2 separate regions of the Homo sapiens genome follow, and region 2 is linked to region 1. The links are chromatin loops, found by intact Hi-C in ENCODE. Cell type or tissue: pancreas. All regions are shown on one strand. Each heading gives the region's core, and the rest is flanking DNA. Links, peaks and the distances in the headings are about the cores only.

What was found. Peaks named below come from ENCODE experiments on the same cell type or tissue, not always from the same donor. Only the 100,000 strongest peaks of a DNase experiment are listed, where the experiment ranks them.
Region 2: a loop joins it to region 1, with 6 times the contacts of the local background. A loop is called at or near these places in 2 of 110 quality-filtered maps.

Annotation. Positions count from the first base shown.
Region 1 is chrX:53,238,090-53,246,760 of GRCh38, reverse strand. It overlaps IQSEC2 (IQ motif and Sec7 domain ArfGEF 2), which reads left to right. Exons shown (of 15, transcript NM_001111125.3): 9 at 3,290-3,429; 10 at 4,852-4,977; 11 at 7,467-7,566; 12 at 8,455-8,616. Among named protein-coding and RNA genes, the nearest start is that of KDM5C, 17 kb to the right of the region's middle. In pancreas, for the core only: no CTCF peak of the experiment used is centred there; no DNase peak of the experiment used is centred there.
Region 2 is chrX:53,190,215-53,199,067 of GRCh38, reverse strand. It overlaps KDM5C (lysine demethylase 5C), which reads left to right. Exons shown (of 26, transcript NM_004187.5): 15 at 1-91; 16 at 180-304; 17 at 431-578; 18 at 1,192-1,297; 19 at 2,024-2,382; 20 at 3,014-3,152; 21 at 3,658-3,837; 22 at 4,000-4,137; 23 at 4,330-4,929; 24 at 5,217-5,295; 25 at 5,432-5,631; 26 at 5,736-6,910. The coding sequence ends at 6,101. MIR6895 (microRNA 6895) reads left to right here and starts at 3,580; the gene lies at 3,580-3,657. MIR6894 (microRNA 6894) reads left to right here and starts at 123; the gene lies at 123-179. In pancreas, for the core only: no CTCF peak of the experiment used is centred there; DNase peaks (open chromatin) are centred at 2,216 and 4,605.

The DNA.
Region 1 (8,671 bases), core at 672-8,671:
GTTTCTAGGTCCTGGGGTTCAAGCAGTGAACATGATAGATTAAAGTCCTGACTCTTACAAGGCTTTACTCTGATTCATTCATTCATTCATTCAGTAATTCACTTGTCCTTTCCTCGCTCCTTCTTTCCCTCTCTTATTTATGCCCATGAGGACTCATTTAATTATTTTAGGTACCTTTTCCTCTATTCATGCATTCATTTATCACTCGACCAAACAACCAGCCAGCCAGTCAACACTTAGCGCTTAGTGTGTGCCAAGCCCCATGATGGGTGCCAAGGACAATGGAGGGGAATCTGCCATACTCCCTGTTCTGAGAGAGCTCCCTGTGTGTGGGAGAGGCTGACTTGTAGCACCCAGATAACTAACATAAGACAGAAAGTGAACAGTGACATCAGAGAGGCCAAAAGTGCAGTCAGAGCTCAAAGGAGGGAGAGCCCACCTCTAGCTAGCTTCCTGGAGGAGGTAGTATTTTTATTTTAAGGTGGGTCTTGAAGGCATGGAGAAGGTGACACAATAGAGATAGAGGAGGGCTTACCTAGCAATGAGAATACCAAAGGCGCAGAGGCAGGAACATTTATTTTCTTTAGGGAACAATTGAGGGCTGGGTACGTTGGCTCACACCTGTAATCCCAGCACTTTGTGAGGCTGAGGCAGGTGGATCCCATGAGGCCAGGAGTTCCAGACCAGCCTGGCCAACATGGGGAAACCCCATCTCTACTAAAAATACAAAAATTAGCAGGCATGGTGGTGCACACCTGTAATCCCAGCCACTCAGGAGGCTGAGGCAGGAGAATTACTTGAACCTGGGAGGTAGAGGTTGCAGTGAGCTAAGATCGCACCACTGCACTCCAGCCTGAGTGACAGAGCAAGACTCTGTCTTGAAAAAAAAAAAAAAAAAAAAAGAACAATTGAGATGAGGTCATTGATGGGTTGGGAAGGTCCCAATATATGAGGTTCCAATATATGGAACCAATATATGAGGGCCTTGAATGCCAGATGAAAGGTGTCACCTTGCTCTTTTTGCTTATTCTACTGATGTCGAGCCCTGCCTATCACCAAAGAGCAGCTACTAAAAATGGTACAGATGTTAAGATTATTTAAGCAGAAAAGAAAGAGGGAAATAGAGTCAAAGAAAAAAAGCAAACTGAACACAAGACAAATTGGCTGCCCATCAGGTTTGTGCCGCTGTGGCTGCTCTGGTAAGAAAGTCAGTGCGATGTAGTATGTTCCTTTAGCACCTGTCCAAGGAGGAGATGTGACATTTCCAAGGAAGAAAACATTTTTTTTGTTTTCTGTTTTTTTATTTTATTTGTTTTTTTTTTTTTTATTTTTAGAGACAGGGTCTCACTCTCTCACCCAGGCTGGATTGCAGTGGTGCTAGCAGAGCTCACTGCAGCCTTGAACTCCTGGGCTCAAGCGATCCTCCCACCTCAGCCTCCTAAGTAGCTGGGACTATAGGCGCGTGCCACCATGCCCAACTAATTTCTAAATTTTTTGTAGAGACAGGGTCTTGCTAGGTTGCCCAGGCTGGTCTCAAACTCCTTGCCTCAACTCGGCCTCCCAAAGTGCTGGGATTACAGGTGTGAGCCTCCACGTCCTGCCCAGAAAACATTTTCTCTAGTAGAGGATTTAGAGAGAAGAGTGAGTGGGTTTCACTCAGCAATCAGAAGTGGAGAAGGATGGTGAACATGGGAGGAGGGAGTTAGATCAGAGGCCATTTGGAGCTGTCTCCTAGAATTTTGCCATCATTCATTCATCCATTCTTTTTCCCTCTCTCTCTCAATATATGTGTGTGTGTGTGTGGGTGTGTGTGTGTGTATGTGTAACTTCCCCCTCTAATTATTAAATAAATAAGCAAATAAATGAAGGTAATACATACTTTATTTCAGAAATGTTGGAAGATTCAGAAAATTAGAAAATTTCTTTTTATCACCCAAAATGTGCCCCCTAGAGGCAATCATAGTTAATGTTTTGGTGCGTTCTAATCTTTTCCCCCATGCATATGTAACTTTTTATATAGTTCAGATCATACCACACATGCAATTTATCTTACTCTTTTCCCATAATTTGCTACTGTAATTTTCTCATGCTATTGAAATGTTTTTGTAAATGTCAAGTTTTTAATAGCTGTGCATTATCTTATTAAATGGATATACTATCCTCTATTGTTAAAATTTAGGTTGTTTCAAATTGTCCCCATAAGTAACACTTAGTGAGTTTTTTTTTTTTTTTTTTGAGACAGGGTCTTGCTCTGTTGCCTAGGCTGGAGTGCAGTGGTGCAATCATGGTTCACTGCAACCTCCTCCTCCCAGGCTCAAGCTATTATCCCACTTCAGCCTCCCAAGTAGCTGGGGCCACAGGTGTGTGCCACCACACCCAGCTAATTTTTGTATTTTTTGTAGAGATGGGATTTTGCCATGTTGCCCAGGTTGGCTCTCGAATTCCTGGGCTCGAGCGATCCACCTGCCTCAGCCTCCCAAAGTGCTGGGATTATACCACGCCTGCCCTAGCATTCTTTTTTTTCTTTTTCTTTTTTTTTTTTTTGAGACAGAGTCTCAATCTTGTTGCTCAGGCTGGAGTGCAGTGGCGCGATCTTGGCTCACTACAGCCTCTGCCTCCCGGGTTCAAGCAATTCTGCCTCAGCCTCCCGAGTACCTGGGACTACAGGCACATGGTGCCATGCCTGGCTAATTTTTTGTATTTTTAGTACAGATGAGGTTTCACCATGTTGGCCAGGATGGTCTTGATCTCCTGACCTCGTGATCCACCTGCCTCGGCCTCCCAAAGTGCTGGGAGTACAGGCGTGAGCCACCATGCCCCGCCTGCACTAGCATTCTTGCACATACCTCTTGCACATATTTCTGAGTAGTTCCTTAGGGTAGATTCCTAGAAGAGAATCACTGGGTACAAACATTTAGGTTCTTGCCAAATTACCTTCCAAAAGAGTTATGTTACCATACATGCCCACTTCCCTGCACTCTTCCTAGCACTGGATTTCATTTTAAATTATTTTTGCTAATTAGGAAGGCAAACAATAGTATCTGATTGTTTTAATTACAGTGTATTCTGAGTTGTTGAGAAAAAATTCCCCACTCTGGGGAAGATAGCAACTGGCTGTTGTACTGAAGGACACCCTCCCTGCCCCAATCCTGGCTAAGGGGCCGAGGGTACCCATTGACCCTCAGTCCTGACTATCGTGGCCCGTGCCTGGGTGTGGGGGTGGTGGAGCACCCCTACCACCCAGTGCCCATAATTATGTGACATATCCCTGTGTTACTCCCTCCCCCAGGGGTTGACAATGGTGAAGACATCCCCCGAGACCTCCTGGTGGGCATCTACCAGCGCATCCAGGGGCGTGAACTGCGGACCAACGATGACCATGTGTCCCAGGTGCAGGCTGTGGAGCGCATGATTGTTGGAAAGAAACCAGTAAGTGCCTTGGGAGGCTGCAGAGGGGCCAGGGTTCAGGTCTGCCTCTGCCACTAAGTGGTAAGTCACTGCACCTCCCTGAGCCCCAGGTGCCCTTTACCTGCAATACAGAGTGGGTGATAATGCATTCCTCAGAAGGCTGTGGTGCAGAGTGAATGCATCGAGCACATTCCAAGGCCCATAGTGGGTACTATATAAATATTAGCATCCTTTTCACCTCCGGCTTTGCCTGTCCATCCTAAGTGAAGAGCCAAGCTAATGGTTAGCAGAAAACCAAAGTAAGAACACACTTTAGGCCAGGTACAATGGCTTGTGCCTGTAATCCCAGCACTTTGGGAGGCCGAGGTGGGTGGATCACCTCAGGTCAGGAGTTCCAGACCAGCCTGGCTATCATGGCAAAACCCTGTCTCTACTAAAAATACAAAAATTAGCTGCGGGCGTGATGGTGCATGCCTGGAGTTCCAGCTACTCAGGAGGCTGAGGCAGGAGAATTGCTTGAACCCGGGAGGCGGAGGTTGCAGTGAGCTGAGATCGTGCCAACGCACTCCAGCCTGGGGCCACAGAGCAAGACTCCGTCTCAAAAAAAGAAAAAAAAAAAGAAAACGCTTTAGCCAACAAACATTTGTGGATGCCTTTCCACTGAGCCCAGCATTTGCTGGGCACCAGAGTTGGTGCTGGGCATTCATAGATATGAATCAGACGTGTTCTCTATCCTTGGGGGCACTCACAGACCAGTCGGGGTGTGAAACAAAGACACATATAATACTTCTGCTTTATGGTCCAGTTTAGGAGAGGAGAAAGGAGAGAGAGACCATTTTCAGCCTGGAGAAATCAGGGAAGGCTTCTTGGAAGAGATCATTTTGGGATTGAATTTTTTTTTTTTTTTTTTTTTTTTTTTGACATGGAGTTTCACTCTGTCACTCAGGCTGGAGTGGAGTGGCATGATCTCGGCTCATTGCAACCTCTACCTCCTGGGTTCAAACGATTCTCCTGCCTCAGCCTCCTGAGTACCTGGGATTGCAGGCGCCCACCACCACACCCAGCTAATTTTTGTGTTTTTAGTAGAGACGGGGTTTCACCATGTTGGCCAGGCTGATCTCGAACTCCTGACCTCAAGTGATCCGCTCGCCTCGGCCTCCCAAAGTGCTGGGATTACAGGCGTGAGCCACTGCGCCCGGCCGGGATGGAAATTTGAAAGGGAGTTGAAATATGACCATGCAGAGCTGGGCAAGAAAGACATTCCAGACAGAAGGGCAAAGGCAAGGTAGCAGATAAGTTTAGGTCTTAGTTGCTGATACCCCTTGTGTCAGAGTGACACACATGTATGAGTGGTAAACTTCTTGCGGTTGAAAGTTAAGGTGCCAGGAGGCCTGAAGCTGATGGGCTGGCCTTGCTGACACCTGTTTCTTCATGCCTGTCTAGGTCCTGTCTCTCCCTCACCGTCGACTGGTTTGCTGCTGCCAGCTCTACGAGGTGCCAGATCCAAACCGCCCCCAGAGGCTAGGGTTGCATCAGCGGGAGGTCTTCCTCTTCAATGATCTCCTTGTGGTATGAGCACTGTGGGGGAGGAGATGGGAGGGAGAGAGTGAGCTTGACACCTAAGTCTGGTGTGAACCATATTGATGTAGGTGTGTGGTGTGTGGAGTGTGGCGGGCGAGGTGTTCTGCCATGCCATCTGCATGGTCTCAGGCAAGGCCCAGGCCTTCTCTGCCCCTCCTTTTCCTCACAGATGCATTTGGAGGTAGTAACAGACACACAGGGACAGAAAATATGAGGACCAAAGGAGATGACAGACTTACAACCTGGGAAGTGGTAGGAAATATCCCTGTCCACCTCAATAGCCCATAGGGTTGTGTGAAGAGGGGTGAACCTGCGACCCCCCAGGTCAGTCTGGAAATCTTCAGTAATCAAGATGCTTGAAGTGGGCTCGGCACTGTGGCTCACACCTATAGTCCCAGAACTTTGGGAGGCCAGGGCAGTTTGAATCACTTGAGCCCAGGAGTTTTGAGACCAGCTTGGGCAACATGTCGAAACCCTGTCTCCACAAAAAATACAAAAATTAGCCGGGCATGGTGGTGTGCACCTGTAGTCCCAGCTACTTGGGAGGCTGAGTCGGGAGGATCACTTGAGCCCAGGAGGCAGAGGTTGCAGTGTGCTGTGATCGCACCACTGCATTCCAACCTGGGCAACAGAGCCAGACCCTGCCTCAAAAATAAATAAATAAATAATAAAAACAAAATTTAAAAAAGATGCTTGGGCCAGGCACGGTGGCTCATGCCTGTAATCCCAGCACTTTGGGAGGCCGAGGTGGGTGGATCACCTGAGGTCAGGAGTTCAAGACCAGCCTGGCCAACATGGAGAAACCTCGTCTCTACTAAAAATATAAGAAATTAGCTGGGCGCAGTGGCGCATGCCTGTAGTCCCAGCTACTGGGGAGGCCAAGGCAGGAGAATCGCTTGAACCCAGGAGGCGGAGGTTGCAGTGAGCTGAGATCGCTCCATTGCACTCCAGCCTGGGCGACAAGTGAAACTCTGTCTCAAAAAAAAAAAAAAAAAAAGATGCTTGAAGTGATTCTTCAAACTGAGCTCATTACAAGTAGAGATGTTTGTCTTTTAGGGATGGGACTCTTAGGACTTTGCAGGTTGGAAGGGACTTTCAGGGTCCAGCTTCCTAGATGGCCCACTGGATGTATGACTGCAGGGACAGAAAGCCGCCTTCCTCTAAGGCAGCCAGTTGCCTTGTTAGGCAGCTCTGACTGCTAGAATTTGTCTCCCTGTGGGTTTCTTCCAGCCATCTGCACTCAACCCTTGGCATCACAAAGAACAAGTGTTGTACCTCTGCTCCAAGACAGCTCTCCAGGGATTTGAGGACTCTCTTGATCCTGTTCTCCCTGTGGTCTTCTCTCCTTTAGAGCAGGGTTTCTCAGTCTCATCACTGTTGACATTTGGGGCTGGATAATTCTTTGCGGGGACTGTCCTGTGCACTGTAGGATGTTTAGCAGCACCCTGGTCTCTACCTACTAGGTGCTAGTAGCAACCCTTCAACCAAAAATGTCTCCAGATGTTGCTCCGTGTCCTCTGGGGGCAATATCACCCCCAGTTGAGCATTGCTGCTTTAGCCGAAGTATTTCCATGCTCCCTCTGAGCCTTAGTTTCCTCCTCTGTGAAATGGAACTAACCCCTACTTCACAGGATTGTCATGAGGATGAAATGAAATAAGAGGTTATATGTGGAATCTGCCCTACCCCAGGGAGTACCTGGCCCACACAGTCAATGTGTAGACATCCCTCAGGTACTGAAACTGGTGTATGTCCAGCTCTATGCTAGGCACTGGGTATGCCAGGATGAATCAGACTTAGTCCCTGTTCTCAGGGAGCTCACAGCCCAAAGGACCTAAAAAAGTGCTTTGCGTCATTGTGCCATCCTGAAATCAAAACATTTCCTTTTACGAGCCACTTGCAGACCGCCTGAGGTGTTTGCAGCCTGTGTTAGTTGAGTCCAGAGTGCCCAAGTACTCGACAAAGATATTGGGTTGTTGAGAGGAAGACTTATTAACTCTCTACATGGGTTCAGCAGAGATTGCCATTAAGTGCAGGCTCTGGTAAGGCCTGGTGACAGAACCCGACAACCAGACTCCTGCCCTCCAGTCCAGCAGGGGGCGATCACACACTCAGAGGACTAGCATAGTGCCTGACAAGGGAAAGGCACTGAATCACCATTCTGGAGCTCAGAAAAGGGGTTTACAAATCTCTGTGGGATGTTGGAGCAGGCTTCCTGGAGGAAGCAGGATTCAGTTAGTTTCTGGAAATGTGGTAAATGTCTGTGGTGCGTGGTCATTACATCAGGAACTTGCGTTTTCTTCCATGTCTCCCATTCTGTCCCTCAAGCTTCCATTCTCCCCAGCTTGTGGGCATGTGTGTTTGTGTGTGTGTGTCTGTTAATGGGGTGGGAGGGGAGGGTGGTTACCAGAAATAGGTGCCACGTGGAAATCCCCCACCCAAAGCGCTGCCTCTTGTCTTTTTCCCACCCCTGCCAAAGGTCACCAAAATTTTCCAGAAGAAGAAGATCTTGGTGACGTACAGTTTCCGTCAGTCTTTCCCCCTCGTGGAAATGCACATGCAGCTCTTCCAGAATTCATGTGAGTCCCTTCTTGGATCCCAGCTCCTGAGAGTCTATGTCATGGCCCCCATGCTCACCCGTCATCTATACCAGCTCCAGTTTTCGGAGTCCCTTACAACCGGACTAAGGGTCTCCAAAGCACCTACTTGGTCCCAGGATGAGGGGCAGGCCAGGGTGGAGTATGACTTGGGTCTAGCCCCTGGTTAGCTCATGGTCTTGCAGAGAACCACAGTGCATGTGTTCTCTGGTGGGCCAAAGAGACGGTGATCATGCTGTGCTCTGAAGGATGAACCAGGAGGAGCTTTGTTGCGTGGTATTCCTGGCAGCAGAAGCAATGTGAGTTGAGGCAGAGGTGAGAAGGAAAGGGTTTCGAGAGAGCAGTGCATAGTTGTGTGCCTTTACATCCTGCAGTACAGGGAGTAAGAGGGCCACAGCTACCAGGAGTTTGAGGGCTTTGGGGCAAAGGGGAGCTGCTAAACATGCTCAAGCAGAGAAGAGGCATGATCAGAGTTAGACAGTAGAAAAATTATTTCATGGGCTAGGCATGGTGGCTCACACCTGTAATCCCAGCACTTTGGGAGGCCAAGGCAAGAGGATCGCTTGAGCCCAGGAATTCGAAACCAGCCTGGGCAACATAGTGAGACCCCATCTCTACTGAAAATAAAAAAAAATCTGCGCATGTGGTGCGTGCCCATGGTCCCAGCTACCCAGGAGGCTGAGGCAGAAGGATCACTTGAGCCCAGGAGTTCAAGGCTGCAGTGAGCCATGATGGCACCACTGCACTCCAGCCTGGGTGACAGAGAGATGTTGTCTCAGAAAAAAAAGAGCAGAAAAGAAAAATTATTTTATGTATGAGCCACCTTGCACCAGTCCCAACAGAGGTGCCCAGTCTCCCCTTTCTCCACAGATTACCAGTTTGGGATCAAGTTGCTGTCTGCAGTACCTGGTGGGGAGCGAAAAGTCCTCATCATCTTCAATGCCCCCAGCCTCCAGGACCGGCTGCGCTTTACATCCGACCTGCGCGAGTCCATTGCGGAGGTGCAGGAGATGGAGAAATACCGTGTGGAGTGTGAGTAGCCCAGCCATGTCTCCTCCCTGCTCTCCTGAAACAGTACCCTGCAGAA
Region 2 (8,853 bases), core at 1-8,000, 47 kb after region 1:
CCCTGGCCTGCTACGACTGCCCAGACGGCCTTGTCTGCCTTTCCCACATCAATGATCTCTGCAAGTGCTCCAGTAGCCGGCAGTACCTGCGGTGAGCATGGGCCTTTCTGGAGGAAGTGGGGCAAGAAGGAGGATGGAGAGCTGGGCCAGACATGCTCTTGCCTGCCCTCTTCCTCCAGGTATCGGTATACCTTGGATGAGCTTCCTGCCATGCTGCATAAGCTGAAGGTTCGGGCTGAGTCCTTTGACACCTGGGCCAACAAAGTGCGAGTGGCCCTGGAGGTGGAGGATGGGCGGAAGCGCAGTGAGTGATGGGGGGGATGGAGGGACTCCACAGGCAAGTTCTATTCCCTTTCTTCTGTACTCTGACCCCCTTCCTCTGCCTCTATTCAATACTGCCTACTCTTTGCTGCCCTCATTTTTCTTCCAGGCCTTGAAGAACTGAGGGCACTAGAGTCTGAAGCCCGTGAGCGGAGGTTTCCTAATAGTGAGCTGCTGCAGCAACTAAAGAACTGCCTGAGTGAGGCAGAGGCTTGCGTGTCCCGAGCTCTGGGACTGGTCAGCGGCCAGGAAGCTGGGTATGACAGCGTGAGGAGTTAGGGCACACATAAGGTGCTGAGGATCCAGCACCGAGGAAAAGTGCTGCAAGGGGTAGACTGTGAATACCATTTGGCAGAATGGACATCAGCAGGAAGCTGCCAGGCACAAGAGTGTGAGATGGCCTGGAAGGTGTTGGGGGGGACAAGGAGACCAGGCCACCTAAAAAGGAGAGGAGAGCCTCTGTGATAAGAAAGCTAGAAGTGTTTATTTTTTATCAGTACCTGGAAGTGGCCTGAGAGAGAGGCTGAGGGGTTTTGTGGGCAGGGAAGAGTTGTGGGAGGCTTACGGGTAAGAACAGGACAAAGATGTATAGACCTGATCCCTGCTAACACAGCTTTAGAGTTCACAGTAGAGGATGGATTGCAAAGTGTAGCTCTTATTACAACCCATTAGTTTCTAATTCTTTCCCCTCATAATATGAACATGCTCTATAATTTAAAACCTTCCCTCTAACCTGGGCAATTGGGGCAAATTTGAAATATGCGAGATCAAGGTGGACAGGTGTAGTGAGGAAAGGTGTTCAGTCTTAGCATAGACATGGAGGGAAGGCACTGAGTTTGGACCTGAAACCTCACATGTGATACTTCATAGCCCCCACAGGGTGGCTGGTCTACAGATGACCCTGACTGAGCTCCGGGCCTTTCTGGACCAGATGAACAACCTGCCTTGCGCCATGCACCAGATTGGGGATGTCAAGGTGAGGACGCTTGGAGTGCTGATGAGGGATCAAGGGGACCAGGGGACCTGAGCAGCAGGCCATGCTTGGCTCCTTTCAAAAGCTTAAAGTGTTCAGGCAAGACAGGACACACGTGTGAGAAAAGAACAGGTGGGAGGGGTGAGGCAAGGGTCTAGTGACTTGTCTGTTAGAAATGGGCCTTGAGGGTCAGGTGGCAAGGGTATGGGTATAGGATACAGAGTCCAGGTAAGGTTTCCTGGAGGAGGGGTAGAGGAGAAGGAGGTAACAGGGGTGCTTGTTGGGCTTGGAAAGTGGAGGGAAATTCATGAAGGTGGAGGAGGAGTGAGATGGAGAGGGCAACAGACCCCAGGGTGGTGAGCACAAGGGTTTATGTGAGGACTAATCATAGCAATTTTTAGGGCAGGGAGGTCTCTTGGTGCCCTGAGAACAGAGCCCTCTGAAAAGTTAAATAAAGCATAGATTAATAATTATTAGTTAATTAAGAATCTCTCAGGGTGGGGCCCAGGAATCTGCATTCTTAAATTCCCCAGGGCATTCTAATGAGCAGTCAGTGTTAGGAACCCCAACTGTCTTAGGGCTTGGAGAAGGAGAGCTCAGCCCATGTTAGGCTCCTTTGCCCCAAAAGCTTGGAGGGTAAGAAGATAGGTGGGACAAGGTTCCATCTGGTGGTGGAACCCCTCAGTGGGCCCAGCTGAGGAGTTTGTTCTTCATCCTGTGTCCTGGTAGGGTGTTCTGGAACAGGTGGAGGCCTACCAGGCTGAGGCTCGTGAGGCCCTGGCCTCACTGCCCTCCAGTCCAGGGCTACTGCAGTCCCTGTTGGAGAGGGGGCGGCAGCTGGGGGTGGAGGTGCCTGAGGCCCAGCAGCTCCAGCGGCAGGTGGAACAGGCGCGATGGCTGGATGAGGTGAAACGCACACTGGCCCCCTCAGCCCGAAGGGGCACCTTGGCTGTCATGCGAGGACTGTTGGTCGCGGGTGCCAGTGTAGCCCCTAGCCCTGCTGTGGATAAAGCCCAGGCCGAGCTGCAGGAACTGCTGACCATTGCTGAACGCTGGGAGGAGAAAGCCCACCTCTGCCTGGAGGCCAGGTAGGTCCAGCTGCTGCTTCCCTTCCCTGCCCTATTCCAAACATCAAAGTTGAGTGGAGACCCAGAAGAGGATGCCCATGGGTGGCCTTAGGTATCACGCTCCTGTGTTACTGTATTGACTCTCCCCTCTTTTGTTGTCTATCTTGTCGTTTTTTTAAAAAACAACTCTGTATACTTAAAGGCAAAGAGAGGCTGATGGAGAAGCAGAAATGGACAGATAGAGATTATCTAGAAGACTAGCCCTACAGGCTAATGTGCGCATACCCAGAAGCACAAGTGACAGGCAGATGGGCAGATGTTGGTAGAAAGACCCCACACAGGGCAGTTGACAAACTGCAGCAACAGATTACACAATACAGGTTGTATATGTAGGCATTGCTAGCAGGCCAGCAGACTGGCAGACAAACAGAGGTGCAAGAGCTGTGGCAGAAGGGATGAAGTTGGGTGCATGCAGTCTTGGGGAAGCAGGGACTGGCAGCTACCCTTAGGTGGAATACAAGCAAGTAGGCCCAAGTGACAGCAGGAATAACAGACACCCAAGGGGCCCATGCAGATATATCTGGTGGTCAGGCTGGGCTTCTGGTCAGGCAGACCACATCAGACTGAGCGTTCTTTTTTTCCTTACCTTTAGGCAGAAGCATCCACCAGCCACACTTGAGGCCATAATCCGTGAAGCGGAAAACATCCCTGTTCACCTGCCCAACATCCAGGCTCTCAAGGAGGCTCTTGCTAAGGCCCGGGCCTGGATTGCTGATGTTGATGAGATCCAAGTGAGGACCCTGCCACTCCCACCCCAGGCCTTCAGTCCAGCTGGGAAGAGATGGCATATACACTGGGATGTGCTGGGTTGCTGGGATGGGTTGGGTTGGCTGGAGAGAGGAAGGGGGCATGGCATGTAGTCAGGAGGCAAGATGTGCCTGATGAGCAGGGTGAGAGGAAGAGTGTGAGGCTGGCCTGAAGGAAGAGAGGGCACTGGTTAGGATGAGATTGGTGGGCCAGGGAAGCAGGTGGTATGGGACTGAGCAGGGCAGGGGCATGGAGGAGAGGAGAAGAGGCAAACCACAACAGAAGGCTGACTAGATATTTGGGGCTGAGCCAGTCAGTAGATGCCGGTGTTGTGGGAGAGAGCCAAGTGGTTGTTCCTTAGGATGACACCTATTTTTTTAATCCCTCAAGACTGAGCCCAGTTCATCTTTCCAGCTCAGGGCCAGGCACAGAGTAAGCATCAATAGCATTGGCAAGTTGAACTGAGCTGTCTCTCGCCCTTGGCCTTAGAATGGTGACCACTACCCCTGCCTGGATGACTTGGAGGGCCTAGTAGCTGTGGGCCGGGACCTACCTGTGGGGCTGGAGGAGCTGAGACAGCTAGAGCTACAGGTACTGACAGCGCACTCCTGGAGGGAGAAGGCCTCCAAGACCTTCCTCAAGAAAAATTCTTGCTACACGCTGCTGGAGGTGAGGCCTGGGACCTTGACCTACAGCGTCTCTTAACGCCTGCCCTGGCTTCTGTGAGATGGCTCATGAGATAACATGGGTTTTGTAGGGGCACCAGGGAGGGAAGGAGGCGGGGGATGTAAGGGAAGCCCAGTCATTCCCTCTCTTGTCTGCCTGCCCCAGGTTCTCTGCCCATGTGCAGATGCCGGCTCAGACAGCACCAAGCGCAGCCGGTGGATGGAGAAGGAGCTGGGGTTGTACAAATCTGACACAGAGCTGCTGGGGCTGTCTGCGCAGGACCTCAGGGACCCAGGCTCTGTGGTAAGGAGCTTCGACACAGATGGGGAGAAGGGCTTGGTGATGATAGAGTGTCTGAGCTGGGTGGCCATGAGCAGACCGCTTGTCCCCTGAGCCTCAGTTCTCCTGGTTTGGGAGTGGGGGTGTTAAGGGGGGGCCCAGAGAAGGGAAGGGGTAGGCTGCTGACCCACTTTGCTCCTGTCCTGGGTATGGCAGATCGTGGCCTTCAAGGAGGGGGAACAGAAGGAGAAGGAGGGTATCCTGCAGCTGCGTCGCACCAATTCGGCCAAGCCCAGTCCACTGGCATCATCGAGCACGGCCTCCTCTACAACCTCTATCTGTGTGTGTGGGCAGGTGCTGGCTGGGGCGGGAGCTCTGCAGTGTGACCTGTGTCAGGACTGGTTCCATGGGCGGTGTGTGTCAGTGCCTCGCCTCCTCAGCTCTCCGAGGCCCAATCCCACCTCATCCCCACTGCTGGCCTGGTGGGAATGGGACACCAAATTCCTGTGTCCACTGTGTATGCGCTCAAGGCGCCCGCGCCTGGAGACCATCCTGGCACTGCTGGTAGCCCTGCAGAGACTGCCTGTGCGGCTGCCCGAGGGCGAGGCCCTGCAGTGCCTCACAGAGAGGGCCATCAGCTGGCAAGGCCGCGCCAGGCAGGCTCTGGCCTCTGAAGATGTGACTGCTCTTTTGGGACGGCTGGCTGAGCTCCGCCAACGGCTACAGGCTGAACCTAGACCTGAGGAGCCTCCTAACTACCCTGCAGCCCCTGCTTCTGACCCCCTCAGAGAGGGCAGTGGCAAGGATATGCCTAAGGTGAGCTACTCAGCCCAGCTCTTGTCCTCAGATTCTTGTCTCCTAGCCCCTACCCCAGTTTAGGCTCGGCCCTGCCCCTTGTTCTCCAATTTTCAGTTTTCTTTGGACCAGCCTTCCTACTCCATTCTGCATCTGTCCAGATTCCTAGACTCTGCTCCCTGCTGGCAGCCTGTGTCTTCCCTCCTCCTCCAGAAGGCGGAGGGTCTCAAGTTTGGGGTTGGCGGAGGAGGAATAGGGCCTGGTTCTTCACTTCAGTTGCCCCTACCTATTCTTGCTCTCCTCCGCAGGTCCAGGGCTTACTGGAGAATGGAGACAGTGTGACCAGTCCTGAGAAGGTAGCCCCGGAGGAGGGCTCAGGTAAGAGAGGTAGGTCTAGGTGTGGTGTGGGTAGGCTGTTGACTGCACATCACCATAGTGACCCATGTAGTCCTCAGCTCTGTTGTAGTGGTGGGGATAAGACCAAGGGCAGCCTCTAATGCCGCTTGTTCCTGCAACCTCCTAGATCTGGAGCTGCTGTCCTCGCTGTTGCCACAGTTGACTGGCCCTGTGTTGGAACTGCCTGAGGCAACCCGGGCCCCCTTGGAGGAGCTCATGATGGAGGGGGACCTGCTCGAGGTGACCCTGGATGAGAACCACAGCATATGGCAGCTGCTGCAGGCTGGACAGCCCCCAGACCTGGAGAGGATCCGCACACTTCTGGAGGTGAGGAGAGGGGTCATGGGCCGGGCCAGGAGGTCAGGCCGAGTAGGGAGCCCAGGCCTGACCACTGGCCCACAACCTGTCTTTCTGCCTGTCTGTAATCACAGCTGGAGAAGGCAGAGCGTCACGGGAGTCGGGCTCGGGGCCGGGCCCTGGAGAGGCGGCGGCGGCGGAAGGTGGATCGGGGTGGGGAGGGCGATGACCCAGCCCGAGAGGAGCTAGAGCCAAAGAGGGTACGGAGCTCAGGGCCAGAGGCTGAGGAGGTCCAGGAGGAGGAAGAGCTGGAGGAGGAGACTGGGGGTGAGGGCCCCCCTGCACCCATCCCCACCACTGGCAGCCCCAGCACCCAGGAGAACCAGAATGGCTTGGAACCGGCGGAAGGGACCACTTCAGGCCCCTCGGCCCCTTTCTCCACTCTGACTCCCCGGCTGCATCTGCCCTGCCCACAGCAGCCGCCTCAGCAACAGTTGTGACAGTGGCTGAGCCTAGCACAGACCCTGACAGAGACCCCCCTCGGCCTCAAGGATCCTCTTTCTGACCATCAAGCCTGCTTCTTGGGGGGTGGGCGGGTAGGGGGGTGGCCATCCCTGCTACCCGCCCACCCCTGAGTCCCTTGACTTTTGTATTCTGACTCCAAGGTATTGTTCAGACCTCAGCTCCTGGGGGCCGGCCCCTGGAGTCTTCCCTCCCTGGTAGCCTCTAACCAGCATTCCCAGACACCTGAGGCAGATAGATGGATGGGCTGGTGGGCAGGGGGGTGGCTGGGGCTGGGCCATCACCATTCCAGAGACAAGGCCAGTGTATATGCAAACTGGGGGACTCTCCTCCCTTCTCTCCCCAGTTCTGGTCCTGGCCAGGCCATGCTACACTAACCCCTGCCCCCACTCTCCTCCCCTCTTTTCCTTCCTTCCTACCCCCTTCTCCCTCTCCCTTCCCCTGACTGTTCCACCCAGGAGGAGGAAACTTCACATAGCCGTGCTCACAGTTTTTTATTTTAAAGGAATTTGGCTGGGGAGCTGAACAGGGCTCCCTGTGATCTGAAGAAAGCTTTTGGTGCTTGTCCTCACAACCACCTCAGTCCTCCCTCCCTGTCCTCCCCTGTCTCCTTTCCTCCTCCTGGGTTCATGTTGTAATAAAAGAAGATTGTTGGTGTGTAATTAATTTGTTCAAAAGAAAAAAAAAAGCAAAACAAGAAACTTGGTTCCAACTGAAGCCTATTTTAATTTTATTTTATTATTTTCCTCTTGTTAGAAATAAAACCCTTAGAAACATTTTTTGGAAACATGTTTCTGAAGTGCATTTCTCTTAGACGGGGAAGACAGTGCTTCCATCACCAGTCAGTGGAGCAGCTGTAGTGCTGGCAGGAGCACTAGGGCTGAAGCCAGGGAGCTCTGGGTTCTGAAATCAAGTTCCACCAGCTTCTTAACCTTGGGCAAGACATTCTGATCCTCCCCCGACTCTAACCCCAAGCCACTTTCCCTCAAGTCCAAACAGATGGGCTCGGGCCCCCTCACCCAAACTCCTACACTACAACCTCCCCCAGTTGATGCCCTCCAGTTTATCCTCCTCAAGCTCCCAAAGGGATTTTTTTGTTAATGGCTTTATTGAGATATAATTTACATACTATAAAATTCACTTGTTTGAAATGTACAATTCAGTGATTTGGGGGGTTTCTAAAGTGTAGATCTGATTATATACTGCTTAAAACCTTCCATGATGCTTTATTGCCCTTAAGATTATACATAGAATCTCGTTCTTCCTAGAATGTTTTCCTGTCTAACCCATCTACTGCATAATTCCCTGATTTTTCTCCACAGGTTATGCCCCTGATGAATGGGGACTAAAGCTCAGATGTGTGGTCATTTGCAACCCCTGAGTTCACTTTTTTAAGACAGCTTATTGATATATATAATGTACATACCATACAGTCACCCACTTAAAAGTATACAATTAAATAGCTTTTAGTATATTCAGAGTTGTGCAGCCATCATTCGAAAAAAAATTTCAGAACATTTTCATCACTGCAGAAAGAAACTCCATATCCCTTAGGCGTCCTTTACCCCTCATCCCATTTGCCTATTCTGGACATTTTACATAAATGGAATCGTATAATATGTGATCCTTTGTGTCTAGCTTCTTTCACTTAGCAAAGTGGTTTCAAGCCCATTAATGGTCCCATAGTAGTTGGAAAGATCTCTCTTCTGAGTCCCAAAGTCTTTAAGATGAGGGTGCTGGACTAAATCAGGGACCATCAACAGATTGTTTACATGTTTTTGTGGGTGTTTGCATGCATGTGTTTTTCTGACAAGAAGACTAACCAGCTTGTATCAGATTCATAAAGGGATCCTTGACCCTCCAAAGGCTAAGAACCATTCTTTGTGGTCTTGAGTGTTCTGTGTTTGGAGTCTGCCCATGATACGAGGATACAAAGGAGGAAGCAAGAGTATGGAAGCCCTAAGCCAGTCAGCTTCCTATCATGCCTGCCTCAAGGGCTTTCCGTCCTCTCAAGGGGCTGTGAGGAGGCTAAAGGCTGGGTCCTGATCCCTAGCCCAGGAGCTTAGCACACTGCCACTCTTATTTTGCTTTCTCATCTGAACGTTCATGGGTTTCATTCCCCCTTCCCAATATTTGCAGCTGATAGGAACCTAGTGGTAAATAAGAAAGCCCGCCCTCTTCTGGCAGCTTTGATTGGTGGGAAGGTCTGGCTCAGCCCTGCTTCATCTAGTCTTCCAGTTGGGACCCTAGGCTATACAAGTAAGGAGAGAGAGAGGAGTCCGTGGACAACCCTGCCGGGTCCAGCTTGACCCCAGGTCTCAGTCTAGGGGAAAAGGCTGACCTTTTGGCTGGAATTGATCATGAAAAGGGGGTTGGAGGAGCTGACAGGAGAGATGAGTGTGAGAGCTGGGATGGGCAGGAAGGGGCTCAATCTCAGCACTTAACTACCACTGCCAAGGCAGTCAGCCACAGGAAGTGTCCAGACAGGAGAGGAAGAGATGGTGCCTACAACCTGAAGCAACTCCCAGGTTAGAGAACTGCTTGGCCCAGGACGGAGGCCTCCCTGGTATAGGCCCATCCTTCACCAGTTTTCAGACAGCCTTTACCATGTTGGCACGTCTGTGTCCCATCCCTCACACACTCCTTCACAGCAGACATGCATTCCATGAACTCTGCAGGAGAGGCCCTGGCCATCATCCTGCAAGACCCAGATCAAATCTAACCTCTTCC